Regions from separate parts of the Homo sapiens genome. Here regions 1, 3, 4, 5 and 6 are each linked to region 2. Evidence: chromatin contacts called from ENCODE Hi-C or POLR2A ChIA-PET data. All regions are on one chromosome and are shown on one strand. Each heading gives the region's core, a stretch centred on a gene start or an enhancer-like site at or near the end of the contact. The rest is flanking DNA. Distances are from core to core; before and after follow the strand shown.

The links. Hi-C counts contacts between places; a loop is a spot of excess contacts on that map. ChIA-PET counts read pairs that join two places held with the same protein, here RNA polymerase II (POLR2A). Pooled maps may share reads with other maps.
Region 1: a map of mammary epithelial cell shows a loop between it and region 2 (7-fold over the local background). The contact joins the promoter of ARF6 here to the promoter of MAP4K5 in region 2. A Hi-C loop is called at or near these places in 2 of 168 maps with a recorded cell type or tissue (heart left ventricle and mammary epithelial cell), 3 of 37 single-sample maps with no recorded cell type and 15 of 50 pooled maps. POLR2A ChIA-PET finds 5 or more read pairs at or near these places in 4 of 52 experiments (AG04450, activated B cell and activated naive CD4-positive, alpha-beta T cell).
Region 3: a map of OCI-LY7 shows a loop between it and region 2 (7-fold over the local background). The contact joins the promoter of KLHDC2 here to the promoter of MAP4K5 in region 2. A Hi-C loop is called at or near these places in 4 of 168 maps with a recorded cell type or tissue (CD4-positive, alpha-beta memory T cell, OCI-LY7, endothelial cell of umbilical vein and 1 more), 6 of 37 single-sample maps with no recorded cell type and 15 of 50 pooled maps. POLR2A ChIA-PET finds 5 or more read pairs at or near these places in 1 of 52 experiments (activated CD4-positive, alpha-beta T cell).
Region 4: a pooled map shows a loop between it and region 2 (5-fold over the local background). The contact joins the promoter of POLE2 here to the promoter of MAP4K5 in region 2. A Hi-C loop is called at or near these places in 1 of 37 single-sample maps with no recorded cell type and 11 of 50 pooled maps. POLR2A ChIA-PET finds 5 or more read pairs at or near these places in 1 of 52 experiments (activated T-cell).
Region 5: a loop to region 2 is called in a map with no recorded cell type, with 4 times the contacts of the local background. The contact joins the promoter of LINC01588 here to the promoter of MAP4K5 in region 2. A Hi-C loop is called at or near these places in 3 of 168 maps with a recorded cell type or tissue (OCI-LY7, PC-9 and naive thymus-derived CD4-positive, alpha-beta T cell), 11 of 37 single-sample maps with no recorded cell type and 16 of 50 pooled maps. POLR2A ChIA-PET finds 5 or more read pairs at or near these places in 1 of 52 experiments (IMR-90).
Region 6: a loop to region 2 is called in a map of CD8-positive, alpha-beta T cell, with 15 times the contacts of the local background. The contact joins the promoter of TRIM9 here to the promoter of MAP4K5 in region 2. A Hi-C loop is called at or near these places in 2 of 168 maps with a recorded cell type or tissue (CD4-positive, alpha-beta memory T cell and CD8-positive, alpha-beta T cell) and 6 of 50 pooled maps. POLR2A ChIA-PET finds 5 or more read pairs at or near these places in 1 of 52 experiments (PC-3).

What each region holds. Positions count from the first base shown.
Region 1 is chr14:49,891,777-49,894,575 of GRCh38, forward strand. It overlaps ARF6 (ARF GTPase 6), which reads left to right and starts at 1,306. Exons shown (of 2, transcript NM_001663.4): 1 at 1,306-1,381; 2 at 1,480-2,799. The coding sequence starts at 1,961. The coding sequence ends at 2,488. RefSeq lists enhancers at 866-965, 1,836-2,155, 2,186-2,235 and silencers at 1,056-1,445, 1,486-1,675.
Region 2 is chr14:50,531,319-50,534,041 of GRCh38, forward strand. MAP4K5 (mitogen-activated protein kinase kinase kinase kinase 5) reads right to left here and starts at 1,251. Exons shown (of 33, transcript NM_006575.6): 1 at 1,130-1,251; 2 at 624-840. The coding sequence starts at 731. It also overlaps a transcript of ATL1 not described here. RefSeq lists a silencer at 945-1,574.
Region 3 is chr14:49,766,782-49,769,600 of GRCh38, forward strand. It overlaps KLHDC2 (kelch domain containing 2), which reads left to right and starts at 1,372. Exons shown (of 13, transcript NM_014315.3): 1 at 1,372-1,840. The coding sequence starts at 1,688. RefSeq lists silencers at 772-831, 1,172-1,251, 1,422-1,601.
Region 4 is chr14:49,686,749-49,689,514 of GRCh38, forward strand. POLE2 (DNA polymerase epsilon 2, accessory subunit) reads right to left here and starts at 1,466. Exons shown (of 19, transcript NM_002692.4): 1 at 1,388-1,466. The coding sequence starts at 1,455. RefSeq lists enhancers at 703-1,464, 1,465-2,224 and a silencer at 1,529-1,578.
Region 5 is chr14:50,006,166-50,008,865 of GRCh38, forward strand. It overlaps LINC01588 (long intergenic non-protein coding RNA 1588), which reads right to left and starts at 1,355. Exons shown (of 4, transcript NR_126498.1): 1 at 1-1,355. LINC01599 (long intergenic non-protein coding RNA 1599) reads right to left here. Exons shown (of 9, transcript NR_131171.1): 9 at 1,148-1,254.
Region 6 is chr14:51,093,708-51,096,503 of GRCh38, forward strand. TRIM9 (tripartite motif containing 9) reads right to left here and starts at 1,398. Exons shown (of 13, transcript NM_001387360.1): 1 at 411-1,398. The coding sequence starts at 1,232. RefSeq lists a silencer at 1,390-1,459.

The DNA.
Region 1 (2,799 bases), core at 56-2,555, 640 kb before region 2:
ATGTGTCCTTGGCAGGGCGCAGTGGCTCACGCCTGTAATCCCAGCATTTTGGGGGGCCGAGGCGGGTGGATCACCTGAGGTCAGGACTTCGAGACCAGCCTGGCCAACATGGTGAAACCCCGTCTCTACTAAAAATACAAAAATTAGCCGGGCGTGGTGGTGGGCGACCTAATTCCAGCTGCTCCGGAGGCTAAGGCAGAACTGCTTGAACCCAGGATGAGGAGGCTGCAGTGAGCCGAGATTGTGCAACTGGACTCCAGCCTGGGCGACAGAGTGAGACCCCGTCTCAAGAAACAAACAAAAACCAAAAAACCAAAAATGTGCCCTGAAGTCTTCCACATTGTATTATTTAAGCCTCACGTGAGTTAGCAAGGTCAGTTTACACGAGATAAACTTAGTAAGGTTAAGTGCCCAGATCCAGGCCATACAAGCGGTCGTTCTATATTCTAAATTCTATGCTTCTTAAAGTTAAGAATGGGTAGTAGTTAAGAAGCTACTACTAACAGTATGAGATAAAATGATATTTTAAAGATGAACAGATGTCGCATTCTAAAAAGGTGAAAACGCGGCAAGGCACAGGAACTCTTCATAATACTGCAGTTTTTAAGAAACATGGGCTGGTCTTGACGAGACCTATAGGCAGACAGGGCTCAAACATTCAAAAGAGCTGCAGAGTAAACTCAACTCCGGGAAAGCGCTGCACTGACTGGCAGATTCCACACGAGACACTGGCCTCCCACGTGTCTTTCAGGAAACATACAAAATTCAAGGGATAAAGGAAGCCAAGAAGGGGTTGCGAAAAAGGGAAAAAAAAAAAAAACAAAAGCGAACAGAGCTTCCCTGGGACGTTCAGGGAGCGCGGAGGGTGCGGGAAGGCTGGGGCGGGCGGAGGGAATTCGCAGAGCATCTGGCGGGCACCGAGGTCTGGGAACAGGCCTGGAGGCAGCTCGGTTCGTGGAGAGAGCGGGCTGCCCGTGGGCCCCACCCTGTAGGGCCCCCCAGTAGATCTGCTCCCTTGGTTCGGGTGGGCAGGGGAGGGCAGAGCGCAAAAGAGAAAAGCAGGGAAGGAGACGCTAGAAGAGCCACGGGTAGGCGCGAGTCAGAGTCCGAGGTTCGAGGGCTCTGGGCCGGCCGCATCTGCGAGCCCTCCGAGGCGCCGTAGCCCCGCCCCTCCGGCGCGTGGCGCCCATGACGCTAGGCGCGCGGGCCGCTCTCCTTACAGAGGTCGCTCTTGTCCGAACGGTCGGCCTCTGCTGCGCCTGCGTGGTCGGGAGGGGAAGTGAGGCGGTTTCCTCGGCGCCTTTTCCGGCAGCGGCGGCGGCAGAACTGGGAGGAGGAGTTGGAGGCCGGAGGGAGCCCGCGCTCGGGGCGGCGGCTGGAGGTAACCCCTTGGGCCGAGCTGGAAAGGCGGGCCACCTCGGTCTTCGCTCCTTTGTGGAGCTCTGGCAGTAACTCCCCTCCCTCTCTGTTTCTCTGCAGGCAGCGCACCGAGTTCCCGCGAGGATCCATGACCTGACGGGGCCCCGGAGCCGCGCTGCCTCTCGGGTGTCCTGGGTCGGTGGGGAGCCCAGTGCTCGCAGGCCGGCGGGCGGGCCGGAGGGCTGCAGTCTCCCTCGCGGTGAGAGGAAGGCGGAGGAGCGGGAACCGCGGCGGCGCTCGCGCGGCGCCTGCGGGGGGAAGGGCAGTTCCGGGCCGGGCCGCGCCTCAGCAGGGCGGCGGCTCCCAGCGCAGTCTCAGGGCCCGGGTGGCGGCGGCGACTGGAGAAATCAAGTTGTGCGGTCGGTGATGCCCGAGTGAGCGGGGGGCCTGGGCCTCTGCCCTTAGGAGGCAACTCCCACGCAGGCCGCAAAGGCGCTCTCGCGGCCGAGAGGCTTCGTTTCGGTTTCGCGGCGGCGGCGGCGTTGTTGGCTGAGGGGACCCGGGACACCTGAATGCCCCCGGCCCCGGCTCCTCCGACGCGATGGGGAAGGTGCTATCCAAAATCTTCGGGAACAAGGAAATGCGGATCCTCATGTTGGGCCTGGACGCGGCCGGCAAGACAACAATCCTGTACAAGTTGAAGCTGGGCCAGTCGGTGACCACCATTCCCACTGTGGGTTTCAACGTGGAGACGGTGACTTACAAAAATGTCAAGTTCAACGTATGGGATGTGGGCGGCCAGGACAAGATCCGGCCGCTCTGGCGGCATTACTACACTGGGACCCAAGGTCTCATCTTCGTAGTGGACTGCGCCGACCGCGACCGCATCGATGAGGCTCGCCAGGAGCTGCACCGCATTATCAATGACCGGGAGATGAGGGACGCCATAATCCTCATCTTCGCCAACAAGCAGGACCTGCCCGATGCCATGAAACCCCACGAGATCCAGGAGAAACTGGGCCTGACCCGGATTCGGGACAGGAACTGGTATGTGCAGCCCTCCTGTGCCACCTCAGGGGACGGACTCTATGAGGGGCTCACATGGTTAACCTCTAACTACAAATCTTAATGAGCATTCTCCACCCATCCCCTGGAAGGAGAGAAATCAAAAACCCATTCATAGGATTATCGCCACCATCACCTCTTTCAATTGCCACTTTCTCTTCTTTTGAATTTGAACTCTGGAGTTACTGTTCTACAGTTTGGCGGGGACGGGGCTTGGGGGTTTTCTCTTTTGTTTGTTTCCCTTTCTTTTTCCTTTTTTTTTTTTTTTTTTTTTTGTTGGCTTTGCGTTAGGATGCTCTGATCTGACATTTGACATGAACACAAAGTTGCTAGATGCTCTTGTTGACTTCCAGCAGATGGGATGGGGGAAACACA
Region 2 (2,723 bases), core at 1-2,500:
AATCCCTGAAAGGAACCGCTAAAGTAAAACAAAACCCAGCAAGTTAATATCACATTTTTATCGCCAACCAAAAACAAACGATCAAACTTCCACCAGGAAAAGCATCTTTTTATATGGGATAATGCTTGCATAAATGTCACCAATATTAGTTTGCTTACAGTTAAAGCTCAGAGACAGGGTTTCATATGGCTTTTTTAGTCAAACTCATCCATTGAAACAAATTTTTTTAAAAAAATGCAAATGTCTGAATGTCAATATTCTTTCCTGTCTATCTTCCATGAAGCATTTTTCCATGCTAACACTAGAGCATCCTTCGGTGTAATTCCACAAGCAGATTCAAATTCCCTTCAATACCATAAATAAGCCCTATTAAAAAGCCTTTAAACCACAAAAAAAGTGCAACAGCGGTTTGCAACTGTGTGGTTAGTTCTGCCTGTTGGTAGCGATTAGAACAAGCCATGAGTCGAGGGTGCTCAGAACCGAGTAAAAGGGACCCCGGCCGCTTTCTCCCCAAGAGGCAACAATAAAAGCATCCTCCTCTCGCCCCAATACTTCGCAGGAAAGTGGCCCCATTCCCGGGACCCAGTCGACCGCAGGAAAAAAGCACGGCCAGCCTCACTTACCTTATAGACGTCCCCGTAGGTGCCGCTGCCGACCCTCTGGACGAGTTCGTAGTCCTGCTGCGGGTTCCGCCTCAGGATGTCCGCGGCAGGCCGCAGCGGGGCCTCCATCTTCACTTAGGGCCCGGCCCCCGCCAGCTCACCCCGCGGCTCCCGGATTCCCGCTAACAAGCACGAACGGCGCCGCTTCCCAACATGGAGCCTCCGCCCGCAGCTCCGTCTGCACGAGGGACGAGCAAAGGCTGGTTGGCGTCGCAGGCTACGACCCCCAGCGGCCCGCGCCCTCGCGGCCCGGCCCCTTCCCTTCCGTCCCGCCAGGGGCCGTGGAAGAGAAAGGGGCCTGGAAGGGCCCCCGGCGCCCCGTATCCCCGTTCGGTCTGCGGCCCTTCCCCCTCCCCGGCCGCCCGCGAACTGCCCGACGAGGCCTCCCCGCCAGCCGGGGCCCAGGGCCGGCTCCGTACCTAATGGGGGCGGCCCCGTCTTTGTTGAGCGCGGAGCCCGGGACCTACTTCCTAGACCGCACCCGCGTCCTCCTCCCGCGCGCCGGCCGGCAGCTCCGGGTTTGCCGTCGCCGCCGCCGCCACTCAGCCGCTGCACGGCGCGTCCTCTCGGGGGCGGCGGAGGCGCGTACAGTCGCCGCCGCCGCCGCCGCCGCACCACGTTCCCCACCCGGGGCTGCGTCACCGGGAGACACGTTCCCAGCCAGCATGGGTCGGCGCCCAGCGGCCCGCCCGAGCACTCCGGCCGCAGAACCAGAGTGCCGCCCTGAGGCCTGCTGAGAACACAACACCCTCCCGACCGCGCCACCGCGCCCCCCTAGCCGGGCGCGTCCTTGCAGGGCCTGGGCTGTCTCCCTCCCACTCTCAGAAATAAGGCACACGCCTGGGCATTCGTGGGCCAACGGGCCTTGGCTAAACCGTCCCCACATTTGTCAGGTAGGCCTGTAGGGTGACGGGTAGAGGAAGAAGGGCGATGGGAACGTAGCCCTCCAAGTTAAACACGGAAAAGGTACGTTAAGGGCACCGGGCCAGAAGTAACCTGGCAGCGGGGCGCCGGGGAAGGAGGTGGGGGAGTGCCAGGTTAACTAAGTCCCGGCACACCCTACTGCACCTTCCTGTTTTGCAAACCGATCCCGGTGGTACCAGTTTGAGGCTGCACTGCACACCTGCACAACCTGCCTTCTACTTAGTTCTTCTGAGACATTTCTGAAAGTCTGAATTCCTAGGACTGCTCAATGACCTTTGTCCCTGTTGGGCACACGCAGTGTCTCATCGCTGGTATTGCACCTTTAATGAGACCAGGAGTTCCGCAAAAGTAAAACAAAGGGGTCACAGACTGGTTCTGGTTCTACCACTTCCTCAGTATGTGCTCTGGGACAAAACAGCATATTTGGCAACATCTCGGTGTCCTTATCTGCAGCTTGAAGAGGGTAAGATTTTGCATCTGACACCCAGGAAAGTGTTTATAAAGCGTTTTACAGGATAGTAAGGGGGGTTATCGAATATAAGAGGTCTTAAAATACTTAACAATGCACAGCATATATGGAACAGGAGTTCGGGGAAGTAATTTGGCTGATATTTCACAAGCTGTTTTGCAGTTTCAGTTCCAGTCTTGCTCTGAAGGTAGAAATTAAGTTGCCAGTGTTACATTATACTGGCTAAGTTATTTCTAGAGCCTCATAGAGAATTTGAACAGAAAAGCCAGATAACACTCAGCCACTGCATTTAGTGACTGAAACATCATAAAAGAGCAAGTTGGAGATGTTGGCTTGTGGCTTTGAACATCCAATTTTTAATTCTGCTCTTGAGAATTAAAATACTCCTTATTGTTGATAATTGTATAATGTATAATAAGGAGTAATTGACAATACTCCTTATTGTTGATAATTGTATAATGTAGAAATTAAATTCGCACCTTAACAGGACAGGGCATATATGTATTTTCTTGTGCTCCACACACAAAGGGCACTTATTTGGGGAACATAAGTAAGCCCAGACTTACATGCTCCATGGACAAAGCCTATGTGTTTGCTGCATTGAAAAAATTGTTGAAGAACAGTTCCTTCTTTCAAAGATTCTTGGCACTTGTTTTGGTGGGCACATA
Region 3 (2,819 bases), core at 122-2,621, 760 kb before region 2:
ATTTTGGCCAGGCTGGTCTCGAACTCCTGGCCTCAGGTGATCCGCCTGCCTCGGCCTTCCAAAGTGTTGGGATTACAGGCGTGAGCCACCGCGCCCAGCCGAGATATTAATTTTGGATTCTACTAAGGACGACGGGAGCCAGCTCAAGGTTTTTAAGTGACTCGATCAGATTCACGAGGTTGGTTCACAAGGAACTTCGATAACCCCAAAGTCTAGTGAGCATAATTCGACTGGGAGAAGACACTGCTGCAAGGAATTCTGTGAACCAGACAGATTTGAGGGCACCAACCAGGGTGGATGGCAGATAAGGTCTTAACAGCCTCAAGGTGATTTGCTTCCTTGTTGAAGGCTTTAATTAATCCTCTTAAGTAACTTTCAAGTTCTTGAGTTCAAGTAAACACACTGGCACACTAGGGGAGGAGTGGCAGGCTATAAGCATTTTAATAATTAAAAAAAAAAAGCCTTTTATTGTTCAAAGTGTTCCTTTTCTATGGAGTGCTCCCAACCAGAAGATGAGGGAAATGGAGATAATGAAGCACGTCCCTCCTACCAAACACGATAAATTCTACAGGCACTGTAAGATCAAGAATTTAAGATTATTTTTGTCCCACCCTATTTTACAGGTGAGGTATCAAGCACAGTAACTCGTAATTTTCTTTTGGCCCAATTGAAAGGTATCATATAAGAGAAAGCTGTGTGTGCGTGAAAAGGATCCGCCTTTCTTTCTGAAGAAAAGGGTGGTTACGGCTTCGGAAACGCTTTTCAAGCCAACTCTGCAGCCCGGCTGGCGGCGGCAGCGGCGGCGGCGGCAACGTCAGATTCCCGCAGAGGCGGCGCCCGGCAGGGGCGGCAGGAGCTCAGGAGAGGCCCCCGGGGATCGGGCTGGGCCCCACGTGAGAGCTAAGCGACTGCCCTCGCGCCCGCAGAACAGCAGGGCCTGCATCGACTCTAAGGCGAGACCAGAAACTTGCTAGTGGAGCAATTCTGGTGCCCCTGCCCGGGCTGTGAACCCTCTGAGATCATCCCTCAATCAAACGAATAGAAATCCTCGGGAAGAAAAAAAAAATTGCGGCAATCCGGCTAAAATTCAGCAGCTTTCAGGGACCGATTCAGGACATTATCCCTGTGGTTCCCTCAGTGAAAGGAGACTCGAAGCGCGACTAGAAGTCGCCGGGCCCCATAGATCTGCGGTGCCCAGGCCGTAGGCGGAGGCGCGGGCAGAGGCGGCGGCGGCGGCGGCGGCGGCTGGAGGACCCGGCGCTGGGGGCGCTGAGCGGCAGCCTCGCTTCCGGAGCTCGGCGGGCGGCGTCAGCGGAACGGGCGGCTTCCGGCCGCGGCGTAAACAAGGCCGTGGACTGCAGGAGGCGGGGCAGACGGGCTGCAATAGGGAGCCGGCCCGACGCGGACCGCTTCCCTGCAGTGCCCCGAGTCCCGGGCCCGCGCCGCCGCCGCCCGGCTCCGCTCGCGGCCCCTCTGTCTGCAGGCGTGCCCCGGCGGCGGCGGAGAGCCGTCCTCGGCCGAGGAGGCTGGGAAACGCGAGCGCAGGCGGCAGAGAGGCCTCAACGCCGTCCCTTTCGCCACCGCCTTTTCCTTGCCTCGCGCCGCTGTGCATTTCTCTCCTTTTCCTTTGTTTTTTTGGCCCCTCGCGGGTGTGGGCATTGTTGGTTAGCAAAAGTGCAGCCTCAAGATGGCTGATGGCAACGAGGATCTGCGGGCTGACGACTTGCCTGGGCCAGCCTTCGAGAGCTATGAGTCCATGGAGCTTGCCTGCCCCGCTGAGCGCAGCGGCCACGTAGCCGTCAGCGACGGGCGCCACATGTTCGTCTGGGGCGGCTACAAGGTCAGTGAGTGGCCGGGCCGCGACGGACGTCGCTCGGCTGTGACTCGGGTCTGCGTTCGCGGCCAGGCGGGGAGGCCAGAGCGGGCCGCCGAGGGCGCTCCCCGCCTGCGTCGCGCGCCCCACCTCAGACTCTGCCCGTTGGTTGTTTTTTTTTTGCGCGCGGGAATCTTCCTTCTCTCGAGTACCCCAACCCGTCTCGAACCTCCAGGGCTGCTGTCATGTCACCCTGGTGCTCACAAAGCCAACTCACTCCCACCCCCGTTGTTGCCATTGGAGCGTTATTCCGGGGAAGGCCCTGTTAATGTTGCTTGGGCGGTGCATTCGGAAGGGTTGGGGTGTGAAAGGTGACGGTGTGTGATATCACTCAGACGCGTTATGAGGACGGCCTACGAGGACTTCACCCTCTGGAGCTGGGAACCGCTGCCCACTTACAGGGAGGCCGAGGTGTAGGAAAACTGGAATTCCAAAAGGTTACAGGAACCACCTTATTCAGCCTTCCCGCCTGTGCAAATGGCCATCAGGACTGTTTTCCTTCTGGCTTCAGCTGGGTTGAAGTTTTTCAGCAGACACCCCTATTAAGATAATGGAAAAGCTCCACCAGTAACCAAAAAATCCCCAGCATCAAATGAACTACAGAGTGCAGCTCTTTGACTCTCCGATCCCCTGGTTATAAACAACGTGATTAGTTAGCAGTTTAAAGCCAGTTGCCATTCTTTACCCTGCTAACCTCGGAAATCTAGAATTTTATTTGCTAGGATGGCTCTGAGCCAGTCCTACCACAAAATTCCTCTTTGGTCTTGAAAATGTTCTCCGCCCTCCCCACGCCCGTGCCTTGGATGACTTGCTTTGTGATTGTTTTTAGCTTATGGTACAGCTGACTTGATCATAGTTGACCATTTTTGAGATAGCTTTCAAAGATGGCTGTCCTGATACTTTATTTTGGTTTAACTGCAAAAGTAATTTTTTGCCAATCCTAATG
Region 4 (2,766 bases), core at 216-2,715, 840 kb before region 2:
AAGCTTAATATTAGGTCAAATTCTAAGCGAAAAGAAAGTTAATTCATCAGTTCCTCATGCTTTCAAAATGTCAAGGACCAATTGAACAAAATTCATTATTTTCTCCCAAGGCATCTCCCAAAGCACAGTTAAAAGTCCCATAAAACTCACAAAACCAACCAAAAATCTACACACACAAAAGCAATAAAAACTGATACAGAGAGGTATATCCAATCCAGCAGGTATTTCAATATGTATAAAATATTGTGTTCTAGGTCAGGCGCAGTGGTTCACGCCTGTAATTCCAGCATTCTGGGAGGCCACGGCGCGAGGACTACTTGAGCCCAGGAGTTCAAGACCAGCCTGGGCAACATAGCCAGACCCCGTCTCTAAAAAACATACAACAACAAAAAATCAGCCAGGTATGGTGGCCCATGCCTGCAGTCCCAGCTACTTCAGCCCAGGAGGTTGAGGCTGCAGTAAGTCAAGTTCGCATCACTGCCCTCCAGCTTGGGCGAGAGTGAGACCATGACTCAAAAAAAAAAAAATACATATATATATATACACACACACCACACACACACACACACACACACACACACACACACACGTACATATAGAACTCTAAAACACGGAGCAGATTTAATGAGAGAAATCTTGGGAAGGTTCATATGTTCTATAGGTCCTCAAAAACACGGATATGCCCAGGAAACCTGACTTTCACATAAATTGGCAACTGCAGACGTGCAAGTGGGCTTTCTCGGGTCTCTCATCTTATGTCTCAGCAACCTTCCCGGGAGCCTGAGAGCTGTCCAGGTCACAATGTTGATAACCGGCTGCCATAGATAGGTTGCAGCTTCTCGGGCTCAGTTTGACATGTGCAGAAGAGCCTCGGCCCGCCTAGAAGAAACATTAAACTCCTCGCATGGGTCGGGGAAACCAAAGAAGGCACGGCAGCCTCAAGATCCACCTCGCTTCTTAGAACTTTTTTTTAATGGAGTCTCTCTCTGTCGCCAGGATGGAGTAGAGTGGCACGATATCGGCTCACCGCAACCTCCTCCTCCCGGGTTCAAGCGATTCTCCTGCCTCAGCCTCCCAACTAACTGGGACTACAAGCGCGCGCCACCACGCCCAGCTAATTTTTGTATTTTTAGTAGAGACGGGGCTTCACCATGTTGGCCAGGATGGTCTCGATCTCCTGACCTCGTGATCCGCCCGCCTCGACCTCCCAAAGTGCTGGGATTACAAGCGTGAGCCACCGCGCCCGACCGCTTCTTAGAACTCTGAAATTTAAGGTCAAGCCCCCTCTCGGCGCGCGGGGAGCCGCCGCGGTGCGTCCCGCTGCCGCACCAGGCAGACGGGCCCCAGCTCTTCCCTCTCGCCCTTCAAGCTGCCCGAGCCCACTCACCCACGGAGCAGCAAGCCCCGCAACTTGAAGGCGGAGAGCGCCCGGCTCCGCAGCCGCTCCGGCGCCATATTTGCGATTTGGCGCCACCGCCGCAGCTCCGCCCCTTCCCGGGCGCGCCCCTCCCAGCTCCGGCCTCGGCCCTGGCCCGCGTGGCGCTAAACCCTGTTAAGATCCCTGCTTGGTCTCCGCTGCCTGCGCCGCAGCAACTCAGACCTTACAGTTCGCAACCCCGGACCGAGTAGGCTGAAAGTGGAGACCACCTCGCGCTCCTTTGCTGCCGGGAAACTGAGGGCCAGAGCGTCTTCCCTGGTGTCGGGCTGCGTTGAGCCAGCCACAGCGCTCTCACCGCTGCCCTAGACATTGCAGGACTGCGGCCGAGCTTCCCGGACACAGGATCCCCCTTCTTTCGAGGCCATGAGAGCTGTTGGGTTCCCTACTTCGCACAAGCTCTGGAAATACTGTGCCTCGACATTTACCGGAAGCTGTTATAAATCTCCATCGCTCCCACCTACCCCGATTTTTATTTAACTTGAGGGCTTCGTATGCGCCATGCACTGTCATAAGCACTTTAAATGTGTGAATTCATGTGTTGCTCATGACAGCCCAGTGAGCTGTCTACTGTCTTTTCCACAACAGCCTCATTTTACAGATGAGAAAACTGAGACACAAAAATGGTAAAGGACTTGCTCAAGATGAAACGACGAGTTAAATGGTGTAGTCAGGATTTGAACTCAGTTATTCTGATTTCAGGTGGACTGTCAATCTGCCACACTTCAAAACGCTTGCTCCAATGAGTTGACTAACCCGTGGAGTGCTTATAAGTAAACACGCGGCTTATAAAACAGGAGGATGATTTCACAGTACCAATATAAAGTGACCTCCAACGTATACGGGTTTTTTTCTTTTTTAAAAAAAAGCGAAGTTTAATGAAGGAAGGGAAACAAAAGTATATGTATTTGTTTTTGCATTTTAAAAACCTCTGGGCCCGGGCGCGGTGGCTCACATCTGTAATCCCAGAACTTTGGGAGGCCGATGCTGGCAGATCACTTGAGGCCAAGAGTTCGAGAACAGCCGGGCCAACATGGTGAAACCCCGTCTCTACCAAAAAAAAAAAAAAAAAAAAAAAATTAGCCAGGCGTGGTGGCGCGCGCCTGTAATCCCAGCTCCTGGGGAGGTTGAGGCAGGAGAATCTCTTGAGCCTCGGAGGCGGAGGGTGCAGTGAGCCGAGATCGTGCCACCACTCCAGCCTGGGCAACAAAGCAAGGCTCTGTCTCAAAAACAAAAAAAGCCGGGCGCAGTGGTTCACGCCTGTAATCCCAGCACTTTGGGAGGCCGAGGTGGGCGGATCATCTGAGGTCAGGAGTTCGAGACCAGCCTGA
Region 5 (2,700 bases), core at 105-2,604, 530 kb before region 2:
TACAAGAGTGGGGTTGGTGCAGGAGTGAAATGGGAGGCCGTGTCCCGAGATGGGGTCACCAGAACCTGGAGTGACAAGGTGGAGGTGGGGAGAGGAGCTTTTCCTCCTGGCTTTCCCACAAACACTGACTTCCATGCCTCTGGCCTGGAACCACATGTAACCAAAGCCATATGTTCAACTTGCGTTAATTAAATGGTGGCCTCAGCAACATTTCTGGTGCTGCTTCTGTTGCTTTGGCATTATGATGTCTTCAATATTTGTTACTGTGTGTCGTTTGTCATGTTTAACCCAGTGGCTCAGATTCTATTTGTTTGTAAAACTTAAATGTTGAGAGACTTCTGTTCTTGATTTTTTAGAAAATAAAAATTATTTTTGGTTTATTCCATGAGAACATATCTTCTATAGGTTGAACCTCCAAGGTTCTTCCTTCTTGATTTTTCTGGGAGATGACTGTAATTTTTTTTTTTTTTTGAGACGGAGTTTCGTTGCTGTTGCCCAGGCTGCTGGAGTGCAATGGTGCAATCTCAGCTCACCGCAACCTCCGCCTCCCGGGTTCAAGGAATTCTCCTGCCTCAGCCTCCCAAGTAGCCGGGACTACAAATGCGTGCCACCACGCCCAGCTAATTTTTGTATTTTTAGTAGAGATGGGGTTTCACCATGTTGGTTAAGCTGGTCTTGATCCACCTGCCTCAGCCTCCCAAAGTGCTGAGATTATAGGCGTAAGCCACTGTGCCTGGTGTAATCTTAACTGCTTTTTAGGAAATGGTGTAAGAAAAGGCTGTGCCATAAACTCAAAATCCTACTAATCCCCAGTTCTCAGCCCCAAACCGAAGAAAGATTACATTTCCAGTCCAGTTTCTAATCCCAAGTATCCATGCACCCAGGATGGCGGGAAAAGGGAAAAGGCGGTACCTTAAATGAGGGAAGGACATCTCAGTCTTGGCCAGTTCTTACTCTTCCCAGGGGCCACCCTCAAGCCCCACCCTGAGCAGGTAAGTGAGGCAGGCAGGCAGCCTGGGAGCATGTGTGGGAGGGAATCCAACGGTGTTCTCCAGGCTGCAAGAGCTGGGCAGACACAATCGTGCTGCAGCCCTGGCCTGTGTTTTTCTTTCCCACAAAGACCAACACCGGTGCTGCTGACATCATGACAGGTTTGATCATTTTTATTTTGCGGTGAGCGTGGTGTCATGGTGATGAAGAGTCCTGTGAGCTTGTGCAGGTCCCCTCAACTGCAGGCTGTCCAGGCTTCCTCCTCTACAGTAAAGACAAGGAGAATGGCTGCTTCCTAAGGTGATGGCGAGGTAGGATGAGGAGTGTAAACGGCCCACCCTGCTCCCAGTGGTAACTATGGGTATGATTTCCTTTTGGGAGAAGACAGAGATTGCCCTTCTGATCCTCCCAGCTGTAAATTTGGGCTGGGGCAACTTTTAGACACAAACAGGGCACTCCTGGCTACAGGGCCTCAATGTTTTCCTTGAGGTGGAGTATCTAGGCATTTCCCTGAGGTTTCTGATGCCTGGGCAGGGTGGGGTGGGGTGTGGCTGGTTCTGACAGCTGTTCCCCACCCAGCTTTGTGCCCTGGGGAGGGAGATCTACCTGCACATCCCGCTGCACTGGATCTGCAGGGAGCTGGGGCTGCCCTTGGACGCCTCAGGCACAGGCCCTCATCCTCTGCCTAACTGCTTTTTACACCCATCCCTTGAGTCCAGGGAGATTTTGCCACAATTTCAAAAAAGAAATGATTATTCAGAAGGCATTCTTCTATATATTTCCTTTTTTTTTTTTTTTGAGATGGAGTTTCGCTCTGTCACCAGGCTGGAGTGCAGTGGCATGATCGGCTCACTGCAACCTCCGCCTCATGGGTTCAAGCGATTCTCCTGCCTCAGCCTCCCGAGTAGCTGGGACTACAGGTGCATGCCACCACGCCCAGCTAATATTTTAATTTTTAGTAGAGATGGGGTTTCACCATGTTGGCCAGGATGGTCTTAATCTCTTGACCTCGTGATCTGCCCGCCTCAGCCTCCCAAAGTGCTGGGATTACAGGCATGAGCCACCGTGCCTGGCCACATTTCTGTATATCTTGCAAGCAGACACACTGTCTGTCTTTTATTTGATCATCTTTCCAAGGATGCTGGTATAGCATGTATGCTTGGAAAATAGAGATGCTGTTTCTCCAGAGAAAGGGGGAGCTTGCTTGCATTCTTCTATGTAGTTCTAAGGCCCCTGCTCCACTGTACAGCAAGTGGCCACACCCTTAGTGTCTTCCTTGCCTAACCCAGACCCTTACAGCACTCAGCTTGGAAAAGACCCTTGCAGCGCTCAGTTGGGTGCCATGATTATGCCTGTAATCCCAGCACTTAGGGAGGCCAAGGTGGGTGGGTCACTTGAGCCTGGGAGTTTGAGACCAGCCTGGGCACCATGGCAAAACGCCATCTCTAAAAAAAAAAAAAAAAAAAACCACAAAAATTAGCCAGGCATGAGGATGCACCTGTAGTCCCAGCTACTGGGGAGGTTGCTGCAGTGGGAGGATTGCCTGAACCCAGGGAGGTTGAGGCTGCAGTGGGCTGTGATTGTGCCACTGCACTCTATCTTGGGTGACAGAGTGAGACCCTGTCTCAAACGAAAACAAAATTTCAAAAAAAAAAAAAAGAATGCATTCTTGCCCTTAGAGGCTCCATCCTCACCTCCCTCTTCTGGTTT
Region 6 (2,796 bases), core at 148-2,647, 560 kb after region 2:
CTCCCCGAGGGTTCGCAGCCCGCCCTGCCCTCGAGCGTGCCTAGCGGCCCTGGGCACTGGCGCGGCTCTACCCAGCTATGCAGTGCTTTCCCACACACTGGCCGCGGCCACTGGCTGCAGACCCGCCGCGGAAAGGGGGCGCCCTGAGTCCCGCTCGCAGGCAGCGCGCCCCGAGAGACCCGCTCTAAGGCATCCCCGCAACAACTCTGTGGGGGCATTCAACTCCCCCGTGCGCCGGTTAAGATTCCCCCATGCCTCCTGCAATGCACCAGACCAGGGAGGTAAACATCGAAGGCACCTGCATTGCGCCCCCACTGGGATGCGCTGTGCGCAAGAGACGGGGACCGTCTGCTGCAAAACCGGATGATCGGAGACGCAGGGAGTTAGGAGTGGGTTTTCTTAGGACTCACCTTATGTAGTTTCCACATGGCCCCCAGAGCCTTGACTTCGTGGCTGGAGTGTTTGCCCTCCTCCAAGCACTGGTAGCACACGGGCATCTTGCATTGCACGCAGTACATGCTGTGGTTCTCCAGCTCGTGGTCTGTGCAGGTGGAGACCTTGCGTGGGCTCAGCCTCCGGCTCACACGACCCTGGGCCGGGGGCACCAGGCGGTGCTTGGCTAGGGGCCCCCGGGGCGGGTGGCAGCGCAGGCGGCACGGATCGCAGTAGAAGACATCGCACTGTTCGCACATGACGGTGGCTTCCTTGGGCGCCTTCTCGCAGAGCTGGCACTTGAGGGCCGCGGCTTTGCTCTGCTGGTAGCGGTCAATTACCCCTTCCAGTACGCGATTCTTGGGGAAGCCGCGGAGCCCCCGGTCATCCAGGATGAGGCTGCGGTGACACTGGGGGCAGGTGATACAGGAGTTGCGGGGCACCGGGGCCAGGGCCGGTGACAAGTGGGTGGCCGGTGGCGGCATAGCCGGGGGAAACACGCGGACGCCGTTGGGGGACTTCTGGCACGGGGTAGTGGGGGCGCTGGCGAACCCCCCGTAGGAGCCATAGCCGCTGTCCGCCTCGCTGTATAGGCTCATCTTGTCCAGGTCCAGATAGTCATAGTCGGAGACCCCGGAGCCCGCGGCCCGATGGCTCTGGGGGGATTCAGACTCTGGGGTCTGCACCAGGATGTTGCGGGCGCACGCCTGACACAAATTGTGAGAGCAGGGCAGGATGATGGGCTCCCGATAGAAGGAGCCGCACACGGGGCATTTCAACTCCTCTTCCATCTCCTCCATGGGGACCGGTCTGGGAGGAGACAGCGACGGCTGCAGCGGGTGCCTGAGCTGGCGAGGTGGCCGACGGGCCCGTCTTGTCCAGCACCCTGGCCAGCGGCGGCGGCTGTGGTGGTGGTGCCTTCCCGCGCAGCACTGGCACGGACACCCAGAGAGGCGCTAGCTCTGTGAGCCGCAGCCGCGTAGCCGCCGCGCCGCGCGCCAGCCCGGACCGCCCCTACCTGCCCTCCTAGTCCCGCCCCGGCCCATGAGCAGCGGCCCATTGGGCGGGGGGCAAGAGATCGAAGCTCTCATTGGCCACCAGACCCGTCCGTCTCCTCGTCTCCGCAGGCCACAGGGGGTTCGGTAGAGTCTGAGGATAGGGCAGTCTTCGCTCGCGGCTGCAAGATCTCTGAAGGGGGCCGGCGTGCGGAGGCTAGGGGACCGGGAAGGAGGAGTTAGGCGGGATGATTCATCCTCGCCCGGCTTACTTCCGACCTCCGGTGCAGTCTCCCAGGAGCTGGGGGCGTGAGAAACCCCTCCCCGCAGCGAGTGGGCTGCCGGAGGGGGCTGGGGCTTCTCGCCAGCGTTTGCGTTTGGCTCCCAGCTCTGAGCTCCGCGCCCACCTACCGCGGGCGAGTGCTGCGCAGCACGGAGGACGCCCCTTCTCTTCCGCTGCTGGCAGCCTTCGCAGGCGTCTCACCCGGGCCTAGGCTTCTGCACGGCAGTGGGGCTTTTCTCCTTCTCCGTGAATCCGCTGACGCCGTGCCCTGGAGCTCCCCCATCCCGGGAGTCTGACGGCGCTGGCGCAAGCCCTGGCGACACTCTTGGCTTCTTTCATCCTGCGTCCCTCGTTTCCTAAAGAGCATGTATAAAGTCGATTTCCTAGTGTCGACATGAGATTCAACTGGGTAACCGATGGAAATGGTCAGCATTAGTCAGAATCTATGACCCCTTCGTTTCATGCTTTAAATTATAGCTCGGCCCAGAGGCCTCAGTGCCGTGGTGTGAACGTGCTTCCTTCCACGGATCCTTCTTCCTCCTCGCGGCCTCCCAAAGCACCTGGCTGAGCTTTTTCGAGGCCCGCTGGGCCTTTGGTTCGGTTGAGGCAAGAACAGTTTGTCTATTTCTGAGTGCCCGTAGTTTAGTAAAGCTCTGTAAATGAATCACTGTGTGACTGCGGAGTCTCAGTGTTTCACTCCAAACAGCATTATTCAACCCCACGTGCCCTGGGCATCTGCCATAGCTTACAGCATCGTGTGCCTTTCTGTTTCTTCCAACGAGGGGCATGGTGAGGCGGTGATTCTAGTGTTAGTCCCTGTACAAGGAGGGAGGGAGGGAGGGAAGAAGGGAAAGAGGGAGAGAGGGAGGAAGGAAGGGGGGGGGAAAGGAAAGGCGGAAGGAAGGGAAGAAAGGGAGGGAGGAAGAAGAAAAGGAAAGGAAAATCTTTGAGTCAAGTGACATTCTGAGGTAGTAACATTTGAAATAGTACATAGCCGGCTTTTGCTGAATGATTCATGAAGTAAAGGACAAAAACTCTTTGCAAGTTCTAGAAATATTCCAATTTTCCACCTTCCAGACAGGAGAT